3 separate regions of the Homo sapiens genome follow, and all the other regions are linked to region 1. Evidence: chromatin contacts called from ENCODE Hi-C or POLR2A ChIA-PET data. All regions are on one chromosome and are shown on one strand. The core of a region is the stretch at or near the end of the contact, and the rest is flanking DNA. Distances in the headings are between cores, read along the strand shown.

What was found. Hi-C counts contacts between places; a loop is a spot of excess contacts on that map. ChIA-PET counts read pairs that join two places held with the same protein, here RNA polymerase II (POLR2A). Pooled maps may share reads with other maps.
Region 2: a map of CD4-positive, alpha-beta T cell shows a loop between it and region 1 (7-fold over the local background). The contact joins the promoter of TTLL11 here to the promoter of STRBP in region 1. A Hi-C loop is called at or near these places in 3 of 168 maps with a recorded cell type or tissue (CD4-positive, alpha-beta T cell and CD8-positive, alpha-beta T cell) and 9 of 50 pooled maps.
Region 3: a map of CD8-positive, alpha-beta T cell shows a loop between it and region 1 (14-fold over the local background). The contact joins the promoter of RBM18 here to the promoter of STRBP in region 1. A Hi-C loop is called at or near these places in 3 of 168 maps with a recorded cell type or tissue (CD8-positive, alpha-beta T cell and naive thymus-derived CD4-positive, alpha-beta T cell), 2 of 37 single-sample maps with no recorded cell type and 9 of 50 pooled maps. POLR2A ChIA-PET finds 5 or more read pairs at or near these places in 2 of 52 experiments (activated B cell and activated T-cell).

The regions. Positions count from the first base shown.
Region 1 is chr9:123,266,815-123,270,389 of GRCh38, reverse strand. STRBP (spermatid perinuclear RNA binding protein) reads left to right here and starts at 1,804. Exons shown (of 19, transcript NM_018387.5): 1 at 1,804-1,954. RefSeq lists silencers at 1,379-1,858, 2,029-2,078 and an enhancer at 1,478-1,978.
Region 2 is chr9:122,091,361-122,094,935 of GRCh38, reverse strand. TTLL11 (tubulin tyrosine ligase like 11) reads left to right here and starts at 1,628. Exons shown (of 9, transcript NM_001139442.2): 1 at 1,628-2,249. The coding sequence starts at 1,788. It overlaps LOC124902263 (a long non-coding RNA gene), which reads right to left and starts at 804. Exons shown (of 2, transcript XR_007061757.1): 1 at 764-804. RefSeq lists enhancers at 1,448-1,637, 1,387-2,100 and a silencer at 1,988-2,037.
Region 3 is chr9:122,263,087-122,266,661 of GRCh38, reverse strand. It overlaps RBM18 (RNA binding motif protein 18), which reads left to right and starts at 1,822. Exons shown (of 6, transcript NM_033117.4): 1 at 1,822-1,947. It overlaps MRRF (mitochondrial ribosome recycling factor), which reads right to left and starts at 1,780. Exons shown (of 7, transcript NM_138777.5): 1 at 1,724-1,780. RefSeq lists enhancers at 1,363-1,522, 698-1,668, 1,091-2,290, 1,669-2,640.

The sequences.
Region 1 (3,575 bases), core at 555-3,054:
GCAGTGAATCTGGATCTTTACAGTGTGGCGCCTCTTCTCCCTCTGATACTTATGGGCATCCTACAAAACCCAGCTTTAATGATCTCATGTCATGTGCACGTGTAGTCTTCCCTAACACACTTAGGCAGGAAGATGACCCTGTCCTCAAGGGACTGAGAGACCAGGGAGGAGACAGACAGCTAAACAATTACAATCTAGTGCCATGAGAATACATATAGCTTAACAGGACTATGTTCAAGCCGAGGGAGCTTAGACCATGTGTCTGAGGCAGCCAAGGATCTCCAGAGAATATACTCTGAGCTGATTGATAAGGATACCCAGGATTTTTTTCAGGAGGGTCAAGGAAGGTGTGAGTGGTCAGAGGTGGGGAGAGGGTTTAGAAAGGGATTTGCGGCCTGGCATCTGTCTCAGGAGACTCAGGCTCCTACACACCTGGGCATACTCTGGAAACAACAGTACTGTAGTTCTGTGTGGCTGGAGGGTCACATTGGCCTGAAGGAGGGGCAAAGGGAAGGGCGTGCACCTTGAAGCTTAAGGCCAGATCACCAAGGCCTTTTCAGTTGAAATTGGGTTTTTTACACTTTATTCTGTGAATGAAACAGAGCTGTTAAAATATTTGAGCCTGGTGTGTTAGAAAGATGAAAAGGGGCCCCAAGGGGGCTGTTGTGGGGAGTCCCTCCTCAACCCCTGGGCTGTTCAAGGTCCTCTGTCTTGGCACTGAGTGGTCAGGTCGTTTCTGCTCCAGGCTGGGAATTGTCTTAGGGCAAAGACATTGTCTCATTTGCCAGTGCATCCCTGCAGCCTGCAAACCCCCCGGTATACAGCAGGGACTGTATACTGGCAAGCAGAATGCTGGGCACCAAGAACTTGAGGCCAGGGACTGTAGAATAGAAAGCGAACCTTTAATTCTTCCCCAGCGCCGCCCCTGGCACAGAGCTGGTAGGTGTTCAGCCAAAGTCTGACCCAACCATAAGGAGGTCAGAGAGGTCCTGGGCCCAAACTCAATCCCAGCGAGGTTCATTATAGGCAGGTGAAGGAGAGGTGATTGTAGCAGCTTCTGTTCAGCGACTGCTGTGTGCCAGGATTCACACCTATTGTCTTATGCCATCTCCCCAACAGCTCCTAAATTGGAATTATTGTCCCAGTTTTCCTGATGAGGAAACTGAGGCTCAGAACGGTTCTTGGTAACTTGGCCAAGGTCACACAGCCAGCAAGTAGGTGGGCGGTGGCACAAGTCAAAGCCTACTGGCCTGCCCCTCTACCTCGGGAGGCAGTGCGACGCCTACTCCATTTGTGTGGCTGCTGGGGTTGGGGGGCATCCCGCACTGGGGTGCGGGGCCCGGGGAAGGCGGCTAGCCGCCGCGGCTCGGCGCAGCTCCCAGGTTCGGAAGTTACGAAGTTTCCGTGCATTTCGCTAGCCTCCCAGCGCAGCTCGTCTCCGCTCCGCCGCAGTTACGCCGCTAGCGCAGCGGGGCTCAGGTGCTGCAGCGAGCGGGGGCCTGGGGCCGGGAGGAAGGCGGGGACGCAGTTTACGTAAGCGTCCGCTGGCAGGTGCATAAGGCCGCCGGCGGCGAGTGCTCCCTGCGCGCTCCCAGGTGCGCACTTGGCGCAGGCGGCGGCACAGCAAGGCGGCGGCGGGCGCTGGCCGGCGCTCTCAGGTGCGGCAGGACGCGCGTGGAGGGGGCGCGCGGCGAACGAGGGGGCGGGCTTTCCGTTCCCCAGCAGCCGCGGGGCCCGCCCCCTGGCCTGGCCAATGGGCGCGCTCGACGGTGTCACGTGCTCGCTGCCGCCGCTGCCGCCGCCGAAGCGGAGACCGGAGCCGCGAGCGCCACCAGGGCAGCAGCCGCCGCAGCCGCCGCCGCTGGGCAGAGGAGCCGGAGACGCGAGCGGGCGAGGTGGCGGCGGCGGCGGAGCGGGAGCGGGTACCGGGCGCGGGCAGAGCGCGGCGGCGCGGGTAGGCTCCGGCGGCGGGGCGGGCGCCTGCGCGGCGGGCCGTCCCGGGCGGGCGGCGGTTAAGGCGGCGGTTGAGGCGGTTGGCGGAGCCGGCCCGGGCCCCGCATTGTTTGTTGTGCGTCCTTAGCAGCGGCGGCGGCGGTGGCGGCCGAGGCGGAGAGCAGGGAGCAATCCCGGCCCCGCGGCTCCGGCATTGTGGCCGCCGCCGCCGCCGCTGCGGTGCCCCGGCCGCTTCGGGCAAGGGCAGCGGGCAGCCTTCCTCACCTTCGCGGGGACGGGGTCCCGGCCGATCAGGGGAGGGCGTGGGCAGGGTTGGGGGACGCGGTGCCGGGAGGTCTTCCGGGACGGAGGGCTCGGGGCTCGGGGCAGGTGTTGGAGGACATTGGGGGCAGGAGCTGGGGAGAGGCTTCGGGGGGCAGGCGGAAGGTGTGGGCAGATTTGGGGGTAAATAGGGGTGCAGAGGGATCCGGCCCAATGGAGGAGGAGAGCCTTCAGGCAGGTTTGGGGGGCCCCCTGGGCCAGGCGAGTGCGAGATGGAGGACATTCCGTCCGGTGGGGGGGGGCACTATATTGTGGGGTTCAAGAGGGAATGAGGGGGCTTTTGGGGAGGGCAGGGACGAGTGGGGTGGGAATGGAGGGAGAAGACTGGGGACTCGAGCAGGACTGGAAGGAGCGCTGCGTGCCAGGGGCAGGGAGTGGGGCGGGTATTAGGAAGGCCACCGGGACGCCCGTGAAGGGGAACGATGGAGGAGGGGGTCGGGGCAGGGGGAAGTGAGGGCAGGCAGGGAGCGCCTGAAAGGGAGGGAGGGGAGCAGGGTGCCTAGGCTTCTGGGGTGATAGGGAAATGAAGGGTAGGCCCAGGGGCTCCAGGAGACCTGCGAGGGGTGTGAGGGAGTGTGTGGCCAGGTGTATAGGGGAGCCTGCAGGGAGGCGGGAGGGGGTTGACATGTAAGGATAAAAAGGCAGGTATCTGGTGCTCAGGGAAGAGGAGTATGGGGTGGAAGGGGGAAGTTCATTGGGGCAGAGACTTAGTTTGAGGGCTTGCAGAGAGAGGTGGGGACAGTAGGAGAAGGGTGATGGGGATGGAGAGCAGGAGGTGTGTGGGGCATTTAAAGGATAGCGGGAGAAGTGCGTGAAATGGAGGGTGTTTATGCAGGAAGTATGGAAGAAGGTGGGATCAGCAAGAGAGGGAATTTTGAGGTAGGACGGAGGGTGAGGGGTTCTTGGCAAGTGTTGGAGGACGTTAGGGGCAGGAGCTGGGGGAGAGGGACAGGTGTGGGGTGGCGTGGAGTGTGTGAGGTGGAGGGCAAAAGGGGGTGGGGAAAGGGAAGTGTTCTTGGAGTGGCAGGTAAAGTGTGGGGACAAATGGAAGGAAAGATTTCTGAGGCGGGAAGTGTGGAGCGGTTGGGGAGGAGGAAGGTGGAGGGGAGGGTGAGAACGAAATCAGTAGAGGGGGACAACGGGATAGACTGGAGGGGAAGGTGGACAGGTCTGGAGTACAGTAGGTGGAGGGAGGGAAGCACAGGTTTGGGGCACTGAATTTTGTGCTGTAGGGAGAAGGGAGGTAGGGAGAAAGAAGGAAGGTAGACAGGCTATTTTGGGGTAGAGGATGTAGAAGAATG
Region 2 (3,575 bases), core at 379-2,878, 1.2 Mb after region 1:
AAATGAGTGAAATTTGGACTCATGCTACAACATGGAGAAACCTTGAGGACATTATGCTACGTGAAATAAGCCAGACAAATACTGTATGATTCCACTGACATGAGGAACCAGGAATAGTCAAATTCATAGTCAGAAAGTAGAAATGGTGGTTCCCAGGGACTAGGAGAGAAGGGAATCCCGACTTATTGTTTCATAGACACAAAGTTTCAGTTTGGTAAGATAAAAGAGTTCCGGAGACCCATAGTGGTGCTGGTTGCACAACAATGTGAGTATACAGAATGCCACTGAATTGTACACTAAAAATGGTTAAAATGGCAAATTTTGTTATATTTTACCACAACAAAAAAAGTGATATAAGTAAAAGCAGTCAGGCTGGACGTGGTGGCTCACGCTTGTAATCTCAGCACTTTGGGAGGCTGAGGCGGGTGGATCATCTGAGGTCGGGAGTTAGAGACCAGCCTGGCCAAGATGGTGAAACCCCGTCTATACTAAAAATACAAAAAATTAGCCGGGCATGGTGGCCGGCTCCTGCAATCCCAGCTACTCACAAGGCTGAGGCAGGAGAATTGCTTGAAGCCGGGAGGCGGAGGCTGCAATGAGCCGAGATCACACCATTGCATCCCAGCCTGGGCGACAAGAGCGAAACTCTGTAACAACATCAACAACAACAACAAAACAAAAACAAAAACAAAAAAGAAAACAAGAGACGCGGTGGTTCTGCTTGTAATCCTAGTACTTTGGGAGGCCGAGGCTGGCAGATTACCTGAGGTCAGGAGTTTGAGAACAGCCTCGGCAACATGGCGAAACCACGTTTCTACGAGAAACACAAAACTTAGCCGGGAGTGGTGGTACATTCGTGTAGTCTCAGCTACTCGGGAGGTTGGGGTGGGAGGATCCCTTGAGCTCTGGAAGTTGAGGCTGCTGCAGTGAGCCGGGATCGCGCCACTGCACTCCAGCCTGGGCGACAGAGAGAGACCCTGTCTAAAAAAAAAAAAAAAAAAGAAAAAAAGAAAAGAAAAAGAAAAAATCGTTAATATCCTCAACTCGAGTGGGAATCTATAGGGGGCTTACCCATGCCCATGACTTCCCCATCCCATCGGGAGCTCCCTGAGAACAGGGAAAAGTGCCTCCCCTCTTATCTGGGGGCGCTCAAAGGACCAGCAGAGGGTTTCTTCAGCGGAACACTCTCTGCTCCCCTAGGGCCTGGGCTGCTCACATCCATCGCACTGAGGAGGGTCCCATCCATTGCACTGAGGAGGGTCCCATCCATTGCACTGAGGAGGGTCCCACTGGGGGGCTCCTCCTCCGTCCTATCGAGAGTTATCCCAGCGAGTGTTGGCGGGGACTGAGCCTCCTGCTTGAGGTAGTTGTTTTTACTCCCAGTCCCCAGGCTCACGAGCCCCACGCGCGCTCAATCTGCCCTCCCGCTTCTCCTCGCCACTCCGAGTTCTGCGCCCTCGAGATCCAGCGCATCCGCGGGGTGGGCGGGTCCTGGCGGCTCTTTGCCCTCTTCCAACATGGCCGCCGCTGCCTCTGTGACAGGCAGGGTCACGTGGGCAGCCTCGCCTATGAGGTCGCTGGGGCTCGGCCGGCGATTGTCCCTTCCCGGACCCCGTCTCGATGCGGTGACTGCCGCTGTCAACCCGAGCCTGAGCGATCATGGCAACGGGCTCGGGCGGGGAACGCGTGGCAGCGGCTGCAGCGGCGGCAGTTTGGTGGCGGACTGGGGCGGCGGAGCGGCGGCGGCGGCGGCGGTGGCACTGGCACTGGCCCCGGCCCTGAGCACCATGCGGCGGGGCAGCTCCGAGAGCGAGCTGGCGGCCCGGTGGGAGGCGGAGGCGGTGGCTGCGGCCAAAGCGGCGGCCAAAGCTGAGGCCGAGGCCACAGCGGAGACGGTGGCGGAACAGGTCCGCGTGGACGCGGGCGCGGCCGGGGAACCGGAGTGCAAGGCAGGGGAGGAGCAGCCCAAGGTCCTGGCCCCGGCCCCGGCGCAGCCCAGTGCGGCTGAGGAGGGGAACACCCAGGTCCTTCAGCGGCCGCCGCCCACGCTGCCCCCGTCCAAGCCGAAGCCGGTGCAGGGCCTCTGCCCGCACGGGAAGCCCCGGGACAAGGGCCGAAGCTGCAAGCGGAGCTCGGGCCACGGTTCCGGCGAGAACGGCTCCCAGCGGCCGGTCACCGTGGACAGCTCCAAGGCCAGGACCTCCCTGGATGCCCTGAAGATCAGCATCCGCCAGCTCAAGTGGAAGGAGGTGAGGCCCGGCCCGACCCGGCCGCGTGGGCACAGTGGGGTGGACAGGACGACCTCAGAGGTCTCGGCACGGCCCAGGTCAGGTCGGCGGGCGAGGGCTGAGCTCCTGCGGTGCACCACGCTCGGGCCTGCTTGTCAGCCGCAAAGTGCTCATCCTTCAAGGCCTACCCCCCAAAATCACTTCCTCCAAGAGGGCCCCCCAGACCCCTCCAGGTCAAGTTAGCCACTCACTCCTCTGCCTCCCTGCAGCTCTTTTTATGTCTCAGCCATCAGCATTTGCCTCTGCTTGTAGATATGTGTACGTCTGTCTCCTCCACCAGCTTGTAAGCCCCTGGGGCCCCGGACCCGCTCTCTCACTTCTTCATTGAAGTTATATTTGTTTAGCACTTGCTGTGTGACTCTTGGGCAGAGGAACACTTTTTATTTTGGAGGCAGACAGGCCTAGGGTCTCACTACACTTTGCTACTTAGCTGTGTGACCTTGAGTAAGTTGCTTCACCTCTTCAGCCTATTACCTTCTCTGTAAAGTGAGGCCAATTATACTTATCTCATCATCTTGTTAGCATTAGAAGACTCACTACTTAGTGTTTTATAGCACAAGTCTGCAATAAATGGTAACTTACGTTACCACCTTCTCCTTTCTCTCTTCTTCCACCATCATCACCATCACCACCACCAGCACCACCACTGTCCTCATGATCAGTGGTATAAAATCAGGCACTGTATTTTATATTCCAGGCTTGGCTTACGGCATGTGTCAGTAAGCAGTGAATGAAAGGGTGAATGAATACATGAGTTATCATCCCTGAGCCCATTTTAGACTGGCAGGGGATGGAATGTAGCACCAGTGACTCTAGAGGTGTCTGTTGCAATTGGCTACGTGGATAAAGCCATTTGACTTTATTTGCAGCATATAAGGTATTTAATGTGCTTTCAGGAGTGTCAGGAGTTTGATTAAGGATAGCTGAGTGTGGACACAGCCAGTGGTAACAGGGATCTGCTGCGGGTAACAGAGGACTCAGGTTCTTAGCCCTGTGCCTTGGCTATGGTAGATGCTCGGTAATGGTTTCATTAAGTTGGAACATACAGAGAGATGGCCACAGAAAGGACTGATGTGGTCAGAGGGTTGATGTCCCAATAGGAAAAAGTGCATTTGGTTTGGAGGGAAGTCAAGGATCAGGCAGAACCGACTTCCAGGTGGATAGGGTGTAGCCGTTGGGGAAGTTTGACTCCAAGTGTCTGGGCCCCCAGCCTTGGGGCTTGGGATTCAGAGGGGAACTTTCATGCTGGGGAAACTTGGGGAAAACAAAGGCAGGCTCTCAGTTCTA
Region 3 (3,575 bases), core at 573-3,072, 1.0 Mb after region 1:
TTTTCAATGCAGCTGTATACTAGCTTATAACATAAGCACTTCTATGAGTGTGCATATACGCAGGCTCTTGCATATAAAATACTTTCACATGTACCATCTTAACTGGTTCTCATAACTAAAGAGTGATAATCACCACCCGTATTTTGCAAAATAAGAAAAGTGATCTTTCACTTCTCCAGGGCTCCCCCTGCTCCAGGGTCTTCAAACATGCCATTGAATCTCCTTGATGATCTTCCCTCACCTCTTTAACTGTTTGTCTCCGTTTTTATTTCAGATTTCAGCTTAACCATCACTTCCTCAGAGGACGGCTTCCTTGGCCATCTCCTACAGCCCAACTAGGTCAAGTGTCCTGTAGTCTGCTTTCATAGCACCCTTTACTTCATCATAGCACTTAATTCTTAACAATACAAGCTAACATTTGTGTAATTATTTGATTGTCTAATTCCCTCCATATGACTCTAAGTACTACAAGGACTAATCTATGATTTTCTTGTTCACTGCTGTATCCCCAGTACCTGGTACATTGCCAGAACACAGAAGACACTGTGAATGTGATGAATACATCAGTGAAAGTCCAGAAAGATAAATTCCTTATCCAGGGTAAACCAGAATCGGATGGGAATCTACCCTTACTATTATGGTAGGTTCTGGGCTTCCCAGCGTTGCCTCCACTGTCTCTGGTTTGCCAGATTTTTGCTTAGAGATAGTAGATGATGTTCTTCTCTAAATGCAGTACCAGGTAAAGAAAGGTACTTGTAGTATCTGACTATACACAGAATCATTATGCACCTGGCACGGCCAAAGAAGGAATGAGACACTTTAACAGGTAGAGAAAGGGCTTTTGCCTAAGAGTTAAGAGATCTGGATTCCAGTATGCCTACCTTATCACTCCCTGCCATCTGCCATTTAGATTCATAATCACACGTATTCAAAAAGCATTTGCGGCAGCTCTACCACTGACTTGTGACTTGTACCAAGTGATTTCTCCTACGTAGATTTTGTTTCAACCATAAAATGAAGGGGTCAGATCAGGTTTTCATTCTTTCCAACTATAAAGCTTTCCAAAATGGGGGGAAATGCAACAGTGTGGTTTAAAACAAAATAAAGGCACTAAACTTAGAGAAAACTCCGAGTCTTGGTTCCAGCACTTCCTAGGCACGTGACCTTAAATCGGTCAAACTCTCAGGACTTCCGTCTCATCTGTAAAACGTAAATGACAATACTATTTGTCAGGGTTAAGTAAATGGAGAAGGGCTACTGAAATGACAACTGTTTTGCCACTGGGTGGCACAGAGTGGTGGTTAAAAGTCCAGGCTTAGGAGTCGGATAGCCCTAGGTCTGAATTTAAGCGCCCTCACTTTCTGACCGCGTGACCCTGGTAAAATTACCTATGTGAGCTTCCGTTTCTTCATTATGGGAGATAATAATATCTACTCCTATGGGATTGTTCTGAAACTCAAACGTTCCCGTCAAGTGTGCGGCTACTCTTTAGTAAGTTCCTCCAGCATCCCCTAAATTCCTAGCTGGTAAAAGGAGCCCCGCCCCCACCCCATGAGACTCGCTCCAATGCCACAGGTCCCGCCCTCAGCCTTAAAGGTCAAGCTGGACTCGAACGGGTCGGGGACGGTAGTCTGGTCCCCTGAGGTCCCCCAGAGGTCCCTGAGTAAGGGTCTCTGGCACCCAGACCACACGCGCCCCTCGAGGCCCTGTCAAGGACACTCACCAGCTATCGCCCAGGTTACTAAGGAAAGACTCGTGCGACGGCGGCGACCGCAGCTGCGCGGACGTCGTGACGTCACGAAGCCAGGAGGCGGCGCAGGCTTAACGCGTCACGGGCGGCCTGGCAGCTGGCGGCATTGAGGCGGACGCGTCTAGAGGTCCGTCTGACCGCGGCGTCGGGACCTGGTTTCCGGGCATGAGCTGAGAGCACCACGCCGAGGCCACGAGGTGAGTTCGGCCGCGACATGTCCCTGCACCTCAGCGATGGGCCCGCTAAGAGGTCTTACAGGAGGCCGCCCTCGCAGGACTGCATCTCAGGCCCCGCCCCGGATTGTCCTGTCGCTGGCCCGGAAATAACAATCCGAGTAATGACCCTTCGCCTGTAGGAATTCGCAGCCAGAAATCGGGAAGCCAGGGTTCCAGGCATGACCCCACCGCTTGCTGTTAGGATCAGGTGTCTCTTCTTCTCTGGATTGCACTTTCCCCAGATGACTATTTCTGGCTTCCAGAGTTATTGCAGCTCAGCTGGAAAGACAAATGTAACCGCGTTTTGTGAACTCTGGTAGTCTAAAGGATTGTTGCTATTGCAAACGCAAAGCATTTTGATAGTCCCGTGCCGTCTTGATCTTTTATTACCCTTTACCTTTCCTCAAAAAGCCATATTCTGAGCTGTCACCAAAATTGTCTTATTTAAGACTCACAACGACCTCGTGAGACGACAAATTGTACCCATTCTAGGAAGGAAAAAGAAACTAAGTCTTCGAGTGGAGAAGCGGCTTGCTTCATTTAGTAAATATTAAGCACCAACCGTGAGACAGGCAGTGTACTTAAGTGCTAGAAATAGAACCGTGATCAAGATTGGCAAGGTCCTGTGCTGTGGGAGCTTACGTTCTAGTGAAGGAAATAGAAGAGGAAACATTAAGTAATACATTGAATTAGCATTTAGTAGGAGGAAAAAGATGGAAAAGTGGCTATGATATAGAATAACAAGGAACTCTGTTTAGGAAAGCTTTTCTATCGAGAGGATGCTTAAAGAAAGGTCATGTGACTTGCTAAAGGTGCAGTTACTAGGTGCAAAAGTCAGGATTTGAACCCAGACCCGCATAGCCTGCACTCTTACCAGTAAAACATGGTACCTTTTCGTGGTAATAAATATTAATAGCTATTGGTATTATTCCTGATTTTAGACATGAGAAAATCAGAATGTCCTATCATTCAAGTCCCAAATGTCATCTCCTTTAGAGAGGCCTTCCCTCCACTCAATCTATAGTCGTCGAGTCCCTGTCACATCACCCTGCTTAATTGTGTTTGTGGCATGTATCACTAATTATATCTTCTTTATTTATTTTGCTTTTGTTTTGTCCTGCTCCCCTTCCAAATACAAGCATCCAGAGGATAGGGACCTTGCTTGTTCACTGCTCTGACTCCAGTAACTGGATAAGTCCTAGATAATAGAAGCAGTGAATTTATTTTTTGAATGAATGATTTGTTTAAAAAGTAGGGGGAAAGGAAAGCAGAGGGAAGACAAAAATGTGTCTCCCCTGGGATTAAATTTATGTCTGTTTCACCTTTCTCCCAGGAGGTAAGAACAAGAGCTGTGGCTTTTTCATTTGTCTATTTCAGTACATAGCCCAGAGTTTAACAGTTCCTAGTTGCTTGACTTACATTGCTGAACAGATTAAAGATGTGAATGGGAAAGGAAGAAAAATACCCTCATGTGCAGGGTATTCAATAAACAATTACCTAGGGACTGCTGTGCTAGACTTTACAGGGTGTGCTGAGATGATTAAGAGGTAATGGCAGTTGTTGTGACTGCCTCCATGGTTCCTGTAGTGCTGACCTCTGAGGTACTTCTG